Linked DNA regions of Homo sapiens: region 2 is linked to region 1. The links are chromatin loops, found by intact Hi-C in ENCODE. Cell type or tissue: heart right ventricle. All regions are shown on one strand. Links, peaks and the distances in the headings refer to the core of each region. The heading gives the core; the rest is flanking DNA.

The links. Peaks named below come from ENCODE experiments on the same cell type or tissue, not always from the same donor. Only the 100,000 strongest peaks of a DNase experiment are listed, where the experiment ranks them.
Region 2: a loop joins it to region 1, with 6 times the contacts of the local background. A loop is called at or near these places in 86 of 110 quality-filtered maps.

Annotation. Positions count from the first base shown.
Region 1 is chr12:25,431,991-25,442,509 of GRCh38, forward strand. It overlaps the pseudogene FAM133GP and the pseudogene TUBB4BP1. Among named protein-coding and RNA genes, the nearest start is that of LMNTD1, 120 kb to the right of the region's middle. In heart right ventricle, for the core only: CTCF peaks have their summits at 4,516 (motif pointing right) and 4,726; no DNase peak of the experiment used is centred there; H3K4me3 peaks cover 781 bases.
Region 2 is chr12:26,024,174-26,032,941 of GRCh38, forward strand. The region is part of intron 2 of RASSF8 (Ras association domain family member 8); the gene reads left to right. Among named protein-coding and RNA genes, the nearest start is that of RASSF8-AS1, 69 kb to the left of the region's middle. In heart right ventricle, for the core only: CTCF peaks have their summits at 5,243 (motif pointing left) and 5,463; no DNase peak of the experiment used is centred there.

The DNA of each region.
Region 1 (10,519 bases), core at 2,402-7,401:
AGAAATGTTATCTTTGATACTTGGCTAAGCTGCTGCTTTGCAGTTTTTTCTACTCTAAAGTTACTATTTTTGTGAGTTTCTTAAGGACTAGAGTTTGAATATAATTACTTTGTTATGAGGAAAACTTTAGACTAGTGCTGTCCAGTAGAACTCTTTGCCATGATGGGACGTTCATTTTGGCACTGTTCAATATGGTAGCCATTGCCACATGTGGCTACTGAGCATTTGAAATGAGGCTAGTGTATCTGAGTGCGGTGGTTCAGCACTTTGGGAAGCCAAGGTAGGAGGATCGCTTGAGGCCAGGAGTTCAAGACCAGTCTGGGCAACATAGCAAGACCCTGTCTTTACAAAAAATAATAAAAAATGAACCAAGCATGGTGTCATGCGTCTGTAGTCCCAGCTGCTCAGGAGGCTGAGGTGGGAGGATCACTTCAGCCTGGGAGGTCGAGGTTACAGTGAGCTGTGACTGTGCCACTGCACTTCAGCCTGGGCAACACAATGAGATCCTGTCTCAAAATAAAATAAAATGAAATAAAAGATAAAATAAATGAGGCTAGTGGGACTGAAGAAATGTAAGGGATATAATTTGAATTTGAAAACTTCCAGAGAACATCATGTATTAGCATTTCCTAAAGAGTTTTTGTTGTTGTTGTTATTGCTGTTGTTGTTTTTTTACCCTGCTCTGAGAAAAAAGGTCTCCAGGGTCAAATAAGTTAGGGATCATTCTATATACCATACTTGGGAAACACAGTACTATTTCCTGCCATCTTGGCATCTACACATCTTTGTGTTTTCACTTGGCCTAGTGCTAGGTGCAGGTAAAATTGTCAGACAATTGCTCTGTGAGTCTCCAAACAGCTCCTTAATTAGCTTGTGTAAATGACTTGCTCAACAGCACAGCCAAGTCTGGCAATGGTGGGATTTACACCTAGGCCAGCCACGTGACTCCAAAGACTGTTTCTGGTACAGCAGAAATGGCAATGGAGAAAATGATATTGAAGCTTAGTTTACCTCATGAGCCTTTGTTTAAGGTTGATACAGGCTAGAGTTATTATTTAGTCTGTGAATTCCTTTTTACCAATGCAAAACTAGGAAACATTTAGCATTCACAGAATGTGGCCATTCAGTCTTCCTAAAGGAATTAATATTAACAGTCCTTGTCAACTCACAGCATAGTTCTCTGAGGATGTGTTTCTTTCTGTTTAAATAAAAGAATTCCTGAAACAGGCCAGTAGGTTAATACTTTACACAAAGTCATCCAGAGCAAATATTCTCATACAAATATAGTTGTCATAAGAGGCTCCAAGTGCCTCTTAATACCATACACATATTCAGTCAGCTACTGAAGGGAAGAGAGAATGATTAGAAAGTATGAAGGAAGGAGGCTTGGAGTGGAGAGAAAGGAGAACAATTTGCAAAGACAAAGAAATTTTAAGCCAGATTTAGATAAGAGTACTAGAGCTGGTTTGAATTAGAGGGGAATAAGCTGTGTAAGTTGCCTTCTTTCTTTTACTTCACCTGCAGTTCCTTTGGGAAGCTCTTTGCTGAGCCAGGATTAGAGAAATTTTATTCCTATAACTGTAACTTGTTTTGACCAGCTTGCCCCACCAGTTGAGAGCTATAGTTTGAAGAATTCTCAAGCAAAGAGACTTTACCTGGTTGATGAGTTCAGAATTCAGATAAAGCCTTGAAAGTGGGAATGAGTCATTGTTGGTGCCTGATGGCTATAATTCTCGAAGGTAATCGGGTTTAAAAGCAGTTTTTTTGGTGAATGATGTCATCCTCCATAAAAGCAGATTTTAATTTCTTTTAAGATACCAGTGGAAGTTGTGACCCAGAAATGCCCCAATGAGACCTTACAGATGGCTATTTTCCTGTGCTGTTTGGCATATGTTCATGAAAACCACAGGGGAAAATTGGCTTTGACATGCTTGTGCTTTAAGGTATATGCTGCAGTACCTTGTAAAGGTTCATTTTATTGCCAAATATAACATTCAGTTACCAACTGGAAGTGTAAAAGTTCATATTTTCTTTTTTCTGTTTTTTTTTTTTTAACTTTTAAGACATTATATTTACTAAGATTCTGGCGATAGCTTTATGTAACAAGACACAGCATACCAGGCTTGCTACTCAACTTGTTTATGGTAAGTCTCAGCCTCAATATGAAGCTGTATTTTTTTTAAAAATCAAAACCCTGCTTTTTATATGCTCAATATCTTGGCAAGTGTGCCATTAAACACAGCAGTGAACTTAAGACAGCAAGAGAAAGGAGTTAACAAAAGCTAAACATTGCAGCCTAAACAAACTTCATACAAAAAATAAAGGAACTATCACTGGTTACATGGAATTTTCCTGACTAATTAAAACTTTATGGTATGAAACATGCACTTTAGAATATTTAGTTTTCAAGTTCAAAAAGTACCAGTGTACCAGTGTCTATTTGAAACCATTTCTCTCCAAAGCCAAAGTGTCATCAAAATTAATTCAAATGACCCAGCATATTCTAATGCTAAAAAATATTCAGTATTATTGAAGTGGAGGTAAATCCCAGGGGTTTTGGGGCTTTCTCATGCTGCAAAAGGGCTGTTTCTCTGGTTCATTCAAAGAAGCGTATGACAAAATCCAAGGATGTCCCTAAGCTCAGTAAAAGGCAAGACTCCTGGCACCCAGCTCTGACCTCTCCATAAAGCCTGGCTACTCTTTCCTCAAATACAGGAAGTGTGAGGATCAAAGGCATGTTGTTCTCCTAGCTTAAAGAGACAGCAAAGCACCTCCTCCCTGCATCCTAAAAAGCACCTTTCCCAGGTAAATAAAAGTCTACACGGGGAAAAAATTAAAATACACTGATCTACAGAGTACGGATTTTGAAATGTCAATGTAATCCTTACTTCAAAAATTTTAACTACTTTAAAATTTTTAACATCTGGCCGTTTCTGATTCCACCTTAAAGATGTATTCAAGTTGGATTTCTGTTGATTTATCATTGTACACTTCTAGTCAAAAATATTAATTTTATTCCCAAATATTGTAACCACTAGTGCTACTGCAATGTATTATCTCCCAGAGTTATCAAGCACTGGAAGAGAAAAGAATAGATAAGCAGCAGGCAACATTTACGGCCCTTGCACACAGCGGCATTTGAATAGCTACTGGGTAGTCTGGGGATAATTCTTTTTTTTTTTTTGAGATGGAGTCTTGCTCTTTTGCCCAGTCTGGAGTGCAGTGGCACCATCTCAGTTCACTGCAACCTCTGCCTCCCGGGTTCAAGTGATTCTCCTGCCTCAGCCTTCCAACTAGCTGGGATTACAGGCACCAGCCACCAGGCCCAGCTAATTTTTGTATTTTTAGTAGAGACGGGGTTTCACCCTGTTGGTCAGGCTGGTCTCAAACTCTTGACTTCAGGTGATTCACACGCCTTGGCCTCCCAAAGTGCTGGGATTACAGGCGTGAGCCACTGCGTCTGGCCAGTCCAAGGATAATTCTAAAAACAAGAAAATTCATGCATTATAGTAAATATGTTGTAATTTTCACAGTTGAAATTTCCTTAGACATTGTACTTTCTCTATAAGGGAATCCTGATTTTTCTTAATATTATGATGAGTCAGGACTTGAACTAGCAGCCTTCTTTCTCTTCTTACTGTTTTTCTCATGCTCCTTTTTCCTTTTTTTGTGTTGTTTTTTCTCATTCTTCACTGCTTTTCTTCTTTTTTGCTCTTATCTCCTCAATATACTCTGATTCTGACAAGGACTCAGGTGATAAAGATTTATCTTCAGAATATGGGTTTCTTTTTGCTGAGTCGTTTAATAGCCTTTTTCTTTCTCAGTTGGGTCCTTCTTTTTCTTTAAAAAGAAGTCTTTCTTCCTTATTGTCTTTCTATCCTTACTGTCTGATTCAGTTTCTGACATGGAGCTTTCAGAAGATTTATGTGAATGGTTCTTTTTCTTTCTCCCTTTTCCATGTTTCTTATCCTCATCCTCAGAATCAGAAGAACTGCTGGAAGAATCAGAGCATGATGAAGACGATGAATACCTACCAGATTTATTCTTTTTCTTTTTTTTTCTCTTTTTTTGGATAAGCTCTTACTTTCACTTAACAATTTCTTCCTGTGTTTTTCTAGTTTTTTCTTCAAATTCATACAAAGCCTTGGCGCCTTTTTCTTTTTCTTTTCTAGTTGCTCTTGCACTTCTTCCCAGATAGGCCTTGGTTGACGGAGAGAATCCTGGATTGTTGGCCCTTAAGACTGGATTGGACCCCTTGATCTGGCCATTGCTGTTGGATTCACATAGGCTACCCGATGGTCCTGCTTCTCCTTGGTGCCCGAGTGAGCGCACAGTCACTCATCAAGGGACACGGTCACCCACCAAGGGAAACCTGGCTCGGGAGGCAGCTGAAGTAGGCCTGCCGCAGGTCCTTCTGCACTAAAAGTTCGTATTTTCATGAAAATCTTACCAATGTGTTTAGCAGGCTTGCTTGTTTCATTTTCCCCCCATTAGTCAGTGCCTACTTGGTTTACCACTAGAGGGCATTGTTGGCAGTGATATCAAGAGAAAGCATACTACAGCATTTTGCCAAAAAATTTTGTGCAATCTTTTTCAATTTTCATTTCAGCCAGTAAATAAAAACATACATTTAAAAGCTACTTCATTTAATATTTTATTTTTATATTTTATGCATCCCAAATACTGAGCTTCTAGGCTTTTTGTGTGTATTAATTTAATAAAAGAGAAATCATTGTAAACTTTGGTTCCAGTTTTCCAACAAACGCTAAATCTAGAATCTGTCAGTTTTCCCCCTGCAATGTAATACACTCTCACACATCCTTTCTTGGAATGTTATCGAGCACTTGGAGACTCATTATTTTTTATTTCCCAAAAGAGTGAAACTATTCTATTTTCCATATCATGGCTTTCCTGATATTTGTCAGAGGATCTCAAACTAGCAAGGGACCTTCAGTTTATCTAGTTCAACTATTTATAATAGACAGAATTTCTTCTACACAGTGATGAAGGGCTGTCTAAACCTCAAAATGATAAGAGAAGCGTTTTCCATTTTGGAACAACTGTATTATTTATTGGAAAGTTCATCAGGTGAAGGCAGAAGTTTGCCTCTTTGAAATGTATTGTATCAGATAAGATCTTTTAGTTGCAGATAACAGGAACCAAATCAAGCTTGCTTATGAAAAAGGGGGGTAGATTAATTATTAGAAAATAGAGGTGTCCGGGGCCTTTTGGGGGGTGGGGGGCAAGGGGAGGGAGAGCATTAGGACAAATAATGCATGTGGGGCTTAAAACCTAGATGACGGGTTGATGGGTACAGCAAACCACCATGGCACATTATGCCTACATAAAAAACCTGCACATTCTGCACATGTATCCCAGAACTTGAAGAAGAAAAAGAAAACAGAGGTGTCTTGTGGGCTGTGGGTAACTGGACACCTGAGATCTGTCGGTACTCAATCTCTCTCAGTCTGCTGCATCTGCTTCCTTCTATGTAATTACTTCATTCATTTCTCTCTGCACATCAGGATTTTCTGCTTCTCGCATCCCCATGGTGAAATATGCCATTTGAATGATAAAAATGACAAATAACTTTTGTTACCTAGCTGGAGTAGGCTGTTTCAGCATTCTATGAAGCTGGCCACCTCGGGATGGTGCAGTATGTGATTTGATCTGTCGTTCCCAGGGTCACAGGCCCACTCTCACACTGCCTTCATGGTGAAGTAGGTCTCTTGGTTGGATGCTTTGTTGTGTGGGTTTCCAGGTCTGTGGATGAGGCACTCCATAAGCCCTTGGTAATGGTGCTGGCTAAGGCTGTGCAGGCAGGAAAGGAAAACACACGCTTAGGACAGGTATCTGTCCCTGTGAGGATGAACGGCTGACTGGTCTTTCCAGGATGGAAGGGTTCCATGTGGTCAACTTGCTACTAAGTGGCTGGTTGATTCCCTCAAGGAATATGCCATATTGAAGATTCAATGTTTATTTCTTCGGATGTTCAGAGGTAACAGTAGGTAGACAGGCATTGGTAAGTGAGGTTCATGCTGTCAGGCTCACACATAGCCTCCATTTCTGCCACCATGTCCAGCCTGTTCATGTGTTCATCATGCCTGCTCTGGGTGACCAATGACAAAGACTAGTTAATGTCAAGAGGCTGAGTCATCTCATTTTACTTGGTTGTTCAGTGCTTTTTCCATGGTAGATGCTTTCTGGTGGGTATCCACATGTAAGACACAAGTCTTGACACTTTATACATTCACCCATTTGTCTACCCACATGGCTTTTCCTCAGACTCCTTGTCTCTGATCTTCCAGTCCTTTTCCTTCCAGTTCCCCGCCTGCACAACTAGGCCATTGGCCATTTCCTAGGAATTTATATATATTTTCACCTTGGGTCATTTCTCCTTCTATCCAAAGTGGATGACCAGTTATACTGCTCATAGATCTGCCATTGGGAAGATTTCCTCTTTACTCTCTTTCCCTGAATGTGGTTGTAATGAAGCCACTGTCTATTTTTTGGTTTTCATCCATATACTGAGCCAATCCATCCATAAACCAAGCTTTGGCTTCTTTCTTTCTTTTATCTGGTCATACAGGACCCCTCTGGCCCACCCTCCCTCATTCCCACCCAAATATGTTCATAAGTGCAAGAGTTGGGGGCATTGACTGGTATAGCTGTGCTTGGTGATATGGGGTCTTGGTTTCCTACTCATGAAACTTACTCAAGCCTTCCAGCCCTGTTCAGGTCTAATCCCACATATATCAGCACTCTCTTGCAATGGACTGCTACTAGCAGGACTGGAAGGCATGAGTAAGCATCATGTGGCTTTATGGTTTAGTGGATCCTACAGAATTCAGTGCATAATAAGCATTTCCAGATGGTCATTTGGTCTCTCGTGGTCAATTGTTCCATCACTTCTAGGACCCAAACACACCAAAAATAAGAGCTGTTTTTCAAAGTGCACATAATTTGATGTTGATGGCATGGTTTTGCTCCATAATCTCAGGGGTCTGAGTTGTGATTCTTTCACTTGAGCTTGCCAAACACTCTTTACTACATATTTTCCCACCACATGACACCTCTTACCATGGGGCCTGTTGAATCATATGGACCAAGTGACAGGGCTGATTGCACTGTGGCCTGGTCCTGCTTTGACACCTTTTCCTGCTCAAGGCCCCACTCAAAGCTGGAAGCTTCCCATATCACCTGATACATGGGCTGTAGAAATATTACCAGGCATGAAATGTATTACCTCCAGAGCTCAAGGAAGCTGACAAGTGGTGGCCTTTCTTTGTGGTAGGAGATGGAGACGCAAGATGCAGCAATTTGTCTTTAGTTTGGAAGAGCTAACCCTACACACCACTCACCTACTGGACTCCCCAAAACTTCACTGAAGTAGCTAGTCATGAATCTTCACAGGTTTTATCTCTCATCTCTTGAAATACATGTCAGTGATAATAAAAAATATAGATTTGCCCCTTGTCCCTGGTTTCTGACACAGGTCTTCTAAAATTCTTGGAATTTCCTTAGTGATAGGGGTAATAGAATCATCTTTTGGTATTCATAACAAATATCTTTCAACCATACCTGAGTTTATGCTAGCAGAGTGACTCTTGATGGGCCCCTAAATAGCTTCAGGAGGGGAGCTATTTGCCAGAGGAGTCGACCATTGTAATTAGTGGGTTGAAACTTTCAACTTCACCTCTGAACCTCCAGGGAGGAGAAAGAAACTAGAGATTGAGTTTAATCATGACCAATGGTTTAATCAATCATGCCTACATAGTTGAACCTCCATCATAAACCCTAAATGATAGGATTCAGAGAGCTTCTGGATTGACGAACACATCCAGGCGCTGGGATAGTGGTCCTCCCAGAGAGGGCATGGAAGCTCTACATTCCTTCTCCCATACCTTGCCCTTTGCATCTTTTCCATTTGGCTGTTGCTAAATTGTATCCTTTATAGTAAAGCAGTAAGTAAACTGTTTTCCGAAGTTCTGTGAGGCCTTGTAGCAAATTAACAAACCTGAGGTGGGGATTGTGGGAGCCCCATTTTGTAGCCACGTCAGACAGAAGTATGTGTTCACTGGAGACCCAATACTTACAACTGGAGTCTAAAGTAAGAGCATCCTTGTGGGACTGAGTCCTTAAATCTGTGGGGCCCAACTCGAATCCCACATAGTTAGTGCCAGAATTGGATTGAATCATAGGACACTCAATTGGTGTCAGAGGATTGGAGAGTTGCAGACTTTTTTGGTTAAGGAAAAGACCCTACACATTGATATCATAAGTGTTGTAAGTAAAAACAGCACAGAATGTCTTACCAAGGCCACCAGTATACTAGCTACCTCCTGCTTGACCTGTCCAAAGCATATGATGTCATGATGTAGTAGATGAGTGTGATATTCTATGTGATGTCCAGGTGGTCCAGACCTTTTAGGACCATATAGTAGTTCCTTATTATCCGTAGGAAATATGTTCCAAGATTCTCAGTGTGTGCGTGAAACTGTGGATTGTAGTGAACCCCATACATACTATGCATGAGTTTCTTTTTCCTTCTCAATTTAACAGATAGAAGATTCATTCTAACCATAGGTCTTAACAACCTCAGCATATGAGAACTTTTAGTTTCAACTTAAAGGAAGCAATTTACAGCTTTTCTTTGGCATATCGAATTGCCAGCATCACTACTCTTGCATTTTGAGGCCATTATTAAGTGAAATAAGGGGTATTTGAGGAAGCACTGTAATACTGTGACAGTCGATCTGATAACAGAGATGGCTGCTAAGTGACTAATGGGTGGGTAGTGTACACAGTGGAGAGATGCTGGACAAAGGGAGGATTCACGTCCAGGGTGGGCTAGAGCAGGACAGCTTGAGATTTCATTCTGCTACTCAGAATGGCATGCAGTTTAAAACTTTGGGCGAGGGCACCACACTAAACGTGTTCTTGATCCTGTCTGGGTACTCTTCCTGCATCTTGCTGATGAGGAAAGTACCCATCCCAGACCCAGTCCCCCGATCCAAAGAGTGAGCCATCTGGAAACCCTGTAGGCAGTCACAGCTCTCAGCTTGGATTGTTTATTTCCTGAATTTTCCACGTAATACGTTCATACCATGGTTGACCATGGATAACCGAAACTGTGGAAAGCAAAACCACAGATAAGGTGGGACTACTGTATTGTGAACAAGGGCAGAAGAATTCACGTAACATAAAGGCAAAAATATAGGAGAATATTACCCTCTATCCCATGTGAATGTGAAAGATTTATTATCCTGTTTTCTATTAGGGATGGAAAAAAGCACATGTGCCAAGTCAGTGAGCACATACCACGTACCTGAGGTTTAATTAATCCAGTCATGTTACCTCTTCCAGCACCACAGCTACAATTCAAGTACTTCTTGGTTAAATCTACAGTAGGCTATAGTCAGTCTCAAGGATCTATCTGGCTTCTGAAGGAATGAGATTGCTTGCTTATGTGGAGAAATAAGGGGTCATTATCCTTGCATTCATTAGGTCTTTAATAGTATCCTAATCTCTCTCATTCCTCCTGGGACACAATATTATTTTTGATTCATTATCTTGGCCAGGGGTATGGAGGGAATTTTCAGAGGTTTCCATATTACCTTCCCCACTATGATAGCTCTTGCTCCACAGAGCAATGACTCTTCAATATGAGGCTTTTTCCAAGTGGAAAATCTATCGATTCCAATTATGCACTTGTAGAGTGGGGAAATGACCGCAGTGTGAGTGGGCAGACTCAGTGGCTCCATTGAGAATCTGATTTTAGATAGGACTCCATTTGCTACCTGTCCCCTATAGGCCCTCATTCTAACAGGGAGGAGTTGTGATGACATCTCCAGGCATTAACATCATCATCTCAGGTCCTGTGTCTAATAATCCTTTCCACAGTGCACAGTCCATTGAGATTGAGTAAGCGGTTGTATATCCCTTTGAAGAAGGGCCAGAGGAATCATTATGGTATATATTTTTCATGGTATTGTAGGGTCCTTTCTCCTAGGAACCTGGATACATCTTTAATCAATGGGCCTAAATATGCAAGTTTGACTCAGCTCTGGGAACTGAGCAAACAATTGTGACTTATATTGGGGTGATTGCCCTCATATTCCTGCTCCTTCATTCTTGCTTTTTTAAAAAAATTATATATATTGAGCAACATCCTTGTTGACCGCCCGTCTGTTTTCCCTCAGAGACAGTGTGTACTATTAACCATCTTCACAACTCCTTGAGCATAAAGTCTCCTTGACTGTTCCCATGGTCTTGCTAGTTCTTATATTAGTTGTGGCCTCCTGGCTTCTGGGGGTTAAGTATAGCCACCTGGCCTCTATTACTTCAGGGCTTCATCGTCTCCCTGGATATTAATGAACCACACTCCTATAGCTAATATAGTGCACGTTACAATTTTCTCCATACTTTATTTTTTATCAGTTTTATTGATATACATTATAAATAAAAATTGTATGTGTTTACAGGTTCAACATGATGTCTTGATATATGTATAAATTGT
Region 2 (8,768 bases), core at 2,618-7,617, 590 kb after region 1:
AATTTTGAATTGAGATGAGGTCTTGCTCTGTTGCCCAGGCTGGTCTTGAACTCCTGGCCTCAAGCAATCTTCCCACCCCAGCCTCCCCAAATGCTAGGATTACAGATATGAGCCACCACGCCCAGCCTGGAGTAACATTTCTGTATCTCATTGGAATAAAGATCTCCTCACAAAGAAAAGTCTCCGTCCAAATGGCTTCACTGGTAAATTCTGCCAAACATTTTAGCAAGAGTTAATACCAATTCTTCATGAACTCTTCCAAAAGTAGGATAGAACATGTCTCAGCTCATTCTGCGAGGCCAGAATTACCCTGATACCAAGACCAGACAAAACTTTACAAGAAAACTACACAGCAATTTTTAAATAAATACAGATGCAAAAATTCTCAAAAAACACTTGCAAACTAAATTTAGCAGTGTATAAAAATGACTGTACACTGTAACCAAGTGAGATTTTTCCTAGGAATGCAAGGGTTGGTTAGACATATAAAAGGTCAATTTAGGCCGGGCGCTGTGGCTCACGCCCGTAATACCAGCACTTTGGGAGGCTGAGGCAGGTGGATCACTAGTTCGGGAGATCAAGACCATCCTGGCTAACATGGTGAAACCTTGTCTCTACTAAAAAATACAAAAAATTAGCCGGGCGTGGTGGCGGGCGCCTGTAGCCCCAGCTACTTGGGAGGCTGAGGCAGGAGAACAGCATGAATCTGGGAGGCGGAGCTTGCAGTGAGCCAAGATTGTGCCACTGCACTCCAAAGCCTGGGCAACAGAGCGAGACTCCGTCTCAAAAAAAAAAGTCAATTTAATACACTACATCAATAGAATAAAGAACAAAAACTACATGATTATTTCAATAAAAAAAGCATTTGACAAAATTCAACACCTCTTTATGATAAAAAACATTCAACAAACTAGGAATAGAAGGGAACTTTGTCAACCTGATGAATGGCATATAAACACACGCACACACGCAGCCAAAAGACTGAATGCTTTCTCCTGAAGATCAGAAAGAAGGATTTCCACCCTTGCCATTTCTATTCAACATTGTGATGGAGGTTTTAGGCGAGACACTTAGGCAAGAACATGAGATAAGAGGCATTCAGGGCCAGGCGTGGTGGCTCACGCCTGTAATCCCAGCACTTTGGGAAGCCGAGGCGGGCAGATCACGAGGTCAGGAGATCGAGACCATCCTGGCTAACACAGTGAAACCCCGTCTCTACTAAAAATACAAAAAATTAGCCAGGCGTGTTGGCGGGCGCCTGTATTCCCAGGTACTCGGGACGGCAGGCTGAGGCAGGAGAATGGCGTGAACCCGGGAGATGGAGCTGGCAGTGAGCCGAGATCGCACCGCTGCACTCTAGCCCTGGGCGACAGAGTGAGACTCTGTCTCAAAAAAAAAAAAAAAAAAGCATTCAGATTGGAAAGGAAAAAGAACTAACTCTGTTTGCAGAGAATACTACCTTGCATATGGAAAAATCTTAAGGAATTCATTAAAAACCTATTAGAACTATTCAACAAGATTGCTGGATACAAGATCAGTATGCAAAATTTAATTGCATTTCTATATACTATCAGTAAACAATTGAAAAATGAAATTCAGAAAATATTTCTATTTATAATATCAAAAAGAATAAAATGCTTAGGAATAAATTTCACAAAAAATTGCAAAAGTTATACACTGAAAACTATAATACATTGTTGAAAGAAATTAAAGACCAAAATAAAAAAAAAGACATCTCATGTTCATGGATCTGTTGGATATCCAAGTGCAAAAGAGTGAAGTTAGCCCCCTATATACACGTATATAAAAATTAAGTAGATCAAAGACTTAAATGTAAGAAGAAAAACTATAAAACTCATAGACGTAAACTTAGGCATAAATCCTCTTGATCCTGAATTAAATAGTAGTTGCTTAGAAATGACATCAAATGTGCAAGCAACAAAAGAAAAGATAGGTAAACAGGACATCATCAGAATTAAAGATTTGTGTTCACATGACACCATCAAAAGTGAAAAGACAACTTTAATGGGAAAATATTTGCAAATAATTTGATAAGGAGCTTGTTTTTAGAGTATATAAGAACTTCATCGTAAAAAAGACAAATAGTCCCATTAGAAAATTGACAAAGTATCTCAGTAGACAAATATCTATGTACAAATGGCCAATCAGCAAATGAAAAGATGTTTGACGTTATTAGCCTTCAGAGAAATGAAAATGAAAATAAGATATGATTTCATACTAAGTTGGCTGTAATATTAGTTAGTTTATTTTTTATTTTTTGAGATGGAGTCTCGCTTTGTTGCTCAGGTTGGAGTGCAGTGGCGTGATCTCAGCTCACTGCAACCTCCACCTCCCGGGTTCAAGTGACTTTCCTGCCTCAGCCTCCCAAGTAGCTAGGATTACAGGCACACACCACCATGCCCGGCTAATTTTTATATTTTTAGTTGGGACAGGGTTTCACCATGTTGCCCAGGCTGGTCTTGAACTCTTGACCTCAAGTGATCCGCCCACCTCGGCCCCCCAAAGTGCTGGGATTATAGGCGTAATATTAATTTTAAAAGGCAGCTAATAAGGAGTGTGAGTGAGATTGTGAAGAATAAGAACTCTCATACACTGTTGGTGGGAATGTAAAATATTACAGCTACCTTGAAAAACAGTCTGGCAGTTCTTGAAAATGTTACACATAGAGTTATCATATGACCCAGCAATTCTGCTCCTAATTACATACCCAAGTGAAGTTAAAATATATGTCCATGCAAAAAGTTGTACATGAATGTTCATAGCAGCATTATTCATAATAGCCAAAAATAGAAACAACCCAAATGATCTGAATTAATAGATGTGATATAACAATACAATGAAATATTATTTGGCAATAAAAAAATGAAATACAGATATTTACTACAATATGGATGATTCTTGACCACATGTATGATTTTATTTATATGAAATATCCAGAGTAGGCAAATCCATAGAGACTGAAAGGAAGTAAATGATCGCCTATGGCTGGGGATTTGATGGGAAATGGGCAGTGAATGCTAATAGGTATGTGGGTTATTTTTTGGGTAATGAGAATGTCCCAAAAGTAACTGGTGATAGTTCCATAATTTTGTGAATATATTTAAACTATCAAGCTGTATGCCTTAAAGTGAATTGTATGGCATGTTAATGATATCTCAGTAAAGCTGTTGTTTAAACAAACAAACAGAAGCTGGATAGCACCGATAATTCACCATGGGTATGATTTAGGCAAGAAAGACACTGAAGGGTCAGCAGGCCCTCACTTAAGAGTTGGCCTGACTATAAAAATATTGGCAGATGAATGGGTATTTATCTGGTTAAAGTTAAGTGTACAAAATGCTTTCATGTTTTCATGATTCACTGCTTTAACCTGCTTTTATGATTAACCAGCCAGTTACCAGTCTCAACTGTGCTAAGAGACTTCTGCTGTGTGGTTGTGGCCTTGGAGCTGAGAATTTCCTGGAGATTAGATTGGAAAGTTACTAATCATTAAGCCATTGATAAGATTAAACATTTATTAAGCACCTATTATGTGTTAGGCACATCAACATGTAGTTTCAGTTGTTGAAGCCATGAGTGTTACTTTGGTCACCTAGGGAGAGAGGGGATAGAATGAGAAGCATAGAGGACTGAGCCAGAAATTCAATAATGTTAGCCTGAAAAAGAACAGCCCAGAAGATGACAGAGGGGAATGACCAGATGGGTGGGAGAAGCCATGGAAAACGGGATGTAGAAGTCAGGACAAAGGAGTGGCTGTGAGGAACGTCAGCTGTGCAGATGCTCTGGGGACATCAAAGATGGTGCAAGGAAATAGGAAACAGTATGAAGAAAGCCCATGCAGCATCGGGGTCTTGGTGAACCTGTTGGAACTATGTCATTGGTAAAGCAGGGGACAGATTATAGTTGATTTGGGAATAATGTGGATGAATTATAATTAAAAGAATTTGAGACTGTATAAATTTAATTTGTGTGTTTTAAAAGTGTTTCACTCAGAACTTCATTTTCTTTCCCTGTACTCTTTGGAAGTATAGGTGATTTTATTTTCTAAAAGCCTTTTTCATTTTCTGAATATCTTTTAATGAGCGTACTTTTCCTATGTAGTTAGAGAAAAAAGTTGTTAGGTATCAAAAGATATGATGATGTGTGATAACCTTATTTGCCAGTGTGTTGGAATGTGAGACAATGAATTCTAACCAAGTATTTCACAAAGAAATTGCTAAGGACTTCTACTAGGCTGCTAAGTACCTTTTCTTTGGGATTTCCTTTGGTGCTACATGGAATAAATACTGTGCTTTGGAAGGTTGTAATTTCTTGGTAATCATAAATGTCTACATGTTCCTTGGCCACGTACATGAAATTATTAAAAACCACTCTAACCTTTGAATTTTACTTCTTGCAGCTACGGTAAGTGACAATAAATAGAATTGGGCCCTCTTAACTAACAGAATTGAAACAAAAGAGGTTGAAACTTTTGGTTGTCAGCTCCTTCTTGTATTATATGTAAGGAGGGGTGAATGAGGAAGAGTGTACTGGGTATATTTTGTATAAGGTGCTATGATGAATTAAAGGTCTCTTTATTATATGTAAGGAGGGATGAATGAGGAAGAGTATTTGCTGAGTATATTTTGTACAAGGCACTAGGATAGATTAAAGATCTCTTTCTCTCCAATTCTATTGTAAAAGTATATGTTGAATTCTGGAGGAACCCTGGCTAATTTGCTTTTTTAAAAAAAGCCAAATTTGGTGCACGATACTTAGGTTTGACATGCAAAACTAATTGAAAAAAGCCGTATAAAATTTTACTGCAGTGTTAGTTGAAGAATGTCCAGGAGTGGTTGTGTTTATGATAACAGTAAGAATTCTGGAAACCTCTTCCAGTTTTCTCCATTATCCCTCATTAGCATGGTGCTATTCCACAAGTCTCTCTTCTACCAGGGAACTGCATCCTGTCCCTCGCCCCTCAGTGATTTTTCTCATGTCTATCATGTAGATCACTTTAGCCTCTCAGGCTGTTTGCAGCTCTCCTCTTCTCCATTACCAGCATGTCTGCATTAGGGAGAGGTGTGGGGCAGGTCTAGCCTCACATATGTTTTAGCTGGGGAAAGAAGAACATTGACAACCCATGTTATTTTTTATTGTATTCCTTTAACAAATACACAGTAAGTGACAGTGCTTCAGAAGCCCTGCTTTTTAATCTGTCTGGGGAAGGGTGACCTCTGGTGGCTAAAACCATAAGCCCCAATTTCAAGAAACAAAAAGATTTCTTTTTACTGTTGTTTACATTATATTCATATGTTTATGTTTTGTCACTTTTTATAATGTACTATATATTCATTAGAAGTAAATCAGTGTCTTCTGCCACCGTGTTTAAATGCGGCATCTTCTGTTAATCATCAGCTGTGCTCTGTACTCATGATTGGCCTTAATTTGAGATCCAAAATATTTCCTTAACAGATTATTTTTTGTTCTGAGGAACAAGATCATTTCCTTGGCACTCTTTTGTTATTAAAACTTAAAACTTCTCTGTTGGTTTAAATGTTGACCATTATTATTATAACAGAAAAACAGTTTTACCCACTGGTTAAAGGAAAAAAAAATCAATCTCAAACTATGACGTCCGAGTTATACTCCTGGCTACTATTTATCTTTGAATCAGCCATCTAACCAACATTTAATTGGCTTGCTTCCTCAGAGATATTTATTCTTAACTTGTTTAGTCTGCCAGTAAATGACCACCAAATCGTCAGTTTTGTTTTTATTACAGTCTTTGCTGGTTTGCTTATTTGTGCATCACTTTATTTAAAAAGAGTTTAGGGCAACTAATTTATTTTTTGTAAAAATAAATTTTGAAATAAAATGTGGCAAAAAGATAAAGTATCTTTCTCTTGGGATTTTGATTATGATACCGTATGTCTAAATTGTCTCAAAGTTGATTTCAGTTCATTTGTTTTCTAGTATATAATTGATAAACATTATAGTGACTTGTATTAATTACACTTAGTGATAAAATAATTCTTAGTAGGTTTTTTTCCCCCCATGATCCAAATAATGTTTTATTCAGGAGAAAATAAAAACTCATTTTATTCAAAAGCCTTGGTTTTTAAGTATTTTCTGTGACAGTGTAAATCTTCCTTCTTTCTCATGGTTTATAAGCCCAGGTAGAGGGGCTACAAGAAGCAGAAACAAATTCATTCCATGTAATTGTGCTTGTTTTCAATGAAAGTTCTGCAGGGCTCTGTAGGATGACTTTTTAAAACCACTTGTCCGGATAAGATGGATTCTATTCCTTTTATTCCGGTATTGGGTTTTTGTCTATCACACATGGAAATGTTTTTACAGCCTGTGATGCTCTGCAGTGCTGTTACTAATGCCATAGTAAAAATGCTGAGATGTTGCAGTGCAACAGAAATTCCCACTTAGAAATACATGTTAGTCAAGTGAATAATATTTAACTTCTTTCTTTTCAAACCAAATAGACATCCCCGAAGTTATCTTTTTTTTTTTTCCTAAACTTAGATTTTAGTAGATAAGCAGCCCAGATTAACTTCTGGAACAAAGTTAGGACTTAAAAAGTATTTCCTCACCCATACTGTACCAGACAAGTGCCTGGTTTTGGGGCTAGGTAAATAAATATTTTAGGCTTTGCAGGCAATATGGTCCCTGTTGTTACTACTCAACTTCATTGTAGCACATGAGCAGCCATAGACAGTACGTAAATGAATGAACCCGACTGTTTTCAATTCAACTTTATTTACAAACCAGGTAGCGGGCCATAACTTGCAGACCCCTTCAAGATGGTCAGGAACAGTGAGTTGAAGCAGTAGGAAATATGATATTTCTTCTTAAATATGTCTGCAGCTTTTACTGCTGCAGCTTTCAGTATAAATGAAGACTCTTTACAGTTACGTAATGCCTGAGACAACAATCAAATAAGCTTTATTTTACAACTAGTAACTTGGTGCCAAATTTAACTTGTAGACTCCCCCTGCCCCATTTTTTTTTGAGGTATTATGAGGGTTTGTGATACTCTGCCAGTACATTGGGTTAGATTTCTGGATTACTTTGATTTTGCCAATTGTCAAACCTTTAAAATTCCAACACCCCAAGATGCTAGATTGTTTCAGTATTTTTTTTTCTAAACACTGCCATTTAACTTGGATTCTCAAAGTATATTTTGGCTCATCGTTACACGTGAGACCCATCCATCCTCATCATGATGGTGTGAAATCAGTGTAGAGTTCTTGAACTCAATCAGCAGCCCTTTGTTAAGCTTCTGCCACAGGCCCAGTAGAGTTACTAACAGGATTTGAGCCCAACTGAGGGCAGGGTCAGATTTGGTGGCAGTGTGCCAGGTGGATCACAGAGAGGTGTAAGCAACTATAAAATTATAAGGACCTGAGATGATAAAGGTTTGGAACTATTGCTGTTGGCAGTAAGAATGGTAAGTAGTTGGTGGTCTGAGAGACTTAAAATAGAGGACTAGAAAATGCTTGCCTGCTTCTAAAGGCACTTGTTAGGTAGGGTCTGCGGGATCAGAGTGGGAATGGGAGAACTTGAGAAAAAGAGGGTTAATAGAGATTTCAATAGCAGCCACACATGTAAAACTACAGATATTTCCATCATTTTTGAAAATATTTCTTATTCAGAGTAATCTAAAAAATCTGAGGAGATGCTTCAATGGCTTAATCTGACCTATATGTTTTGCTTATAAATATGTTTCAAAATATCCTGTTTCTCATCATCATGTTAGTTACTTTGATGAAATACATGTTTTGGTTTACATTTATGTGCATGATGTCAGCAGCTTACAGTACATGAAGGAAACTTCCCATATCCCAGAAGTAGTGACTTAGGAGAACTATGGTCTTGAGATGCTTGGAAATTTTGTATCTGGAAAATTTACCAATCAGGGAATTTTCCATTGAGCTTGCTTTTTTGAAAAGGTCCTTCAGTTTGTAGCAGTTTGTTAGCCCAGTTTATCCTTTCTTGTGATGAGCTAGTCATTTTGCATTTTCACATATAAAACTTTGAAATGTCTTTTAAAAAGTTTATGGGAATATTGTGTATGTTATTGCTTCATTTTCCCCGAAAGGAAGTGGGAGAAATTTGAGTCATTAATATACATTAAAATTCTGTGTATGTTTTTCGTACTCATAGCAGGTTGTTCCAAATCATCTAGGTAACAAACTTTGGAATGTTGATAGAAAACAAACTTCTAGCACTGTTTGTATGGAGAAGTATTTCCCAAAGTCAAGTTCTAGGACTCTTGGGACTGTTTCATGGCTGAGTCAAAGGTTCCCTTGTGACATGTGAATTTTTAGGAAGGAGAACAATGACAAATTTTTTTGAAATTGCTACATTAGCATGCAACAAAAAATTCTGAGGGAAATGTTTCCTGGCAGTTTTTTTATTATATTTACCTGCAATTTATAGCTTAAGGGAGTTTTAACCCATGAAACCTCCAAATCTATTAAAAGTGAAAAGAGCTAGATAGATTTCATTAGCATGCGTAATGCCCAGTTTCCATACCCATCTATAATCATTTAAAGCAGGAATCATAATGGGAATATGAGCTGAGAAATTCTGTTGATGTTTGAAATGTCTGGAGTGTCAACATAATTAAACAGCGTATGTACACAATTGGCCCTGCTCCAAAACCAGTGATTATGTGTCTAACATCAATCCCCATGTGTCTACAAAGCTGTTAGAGTAAACATCTGGAATCTTTTACTACCAAAGCTAAAATA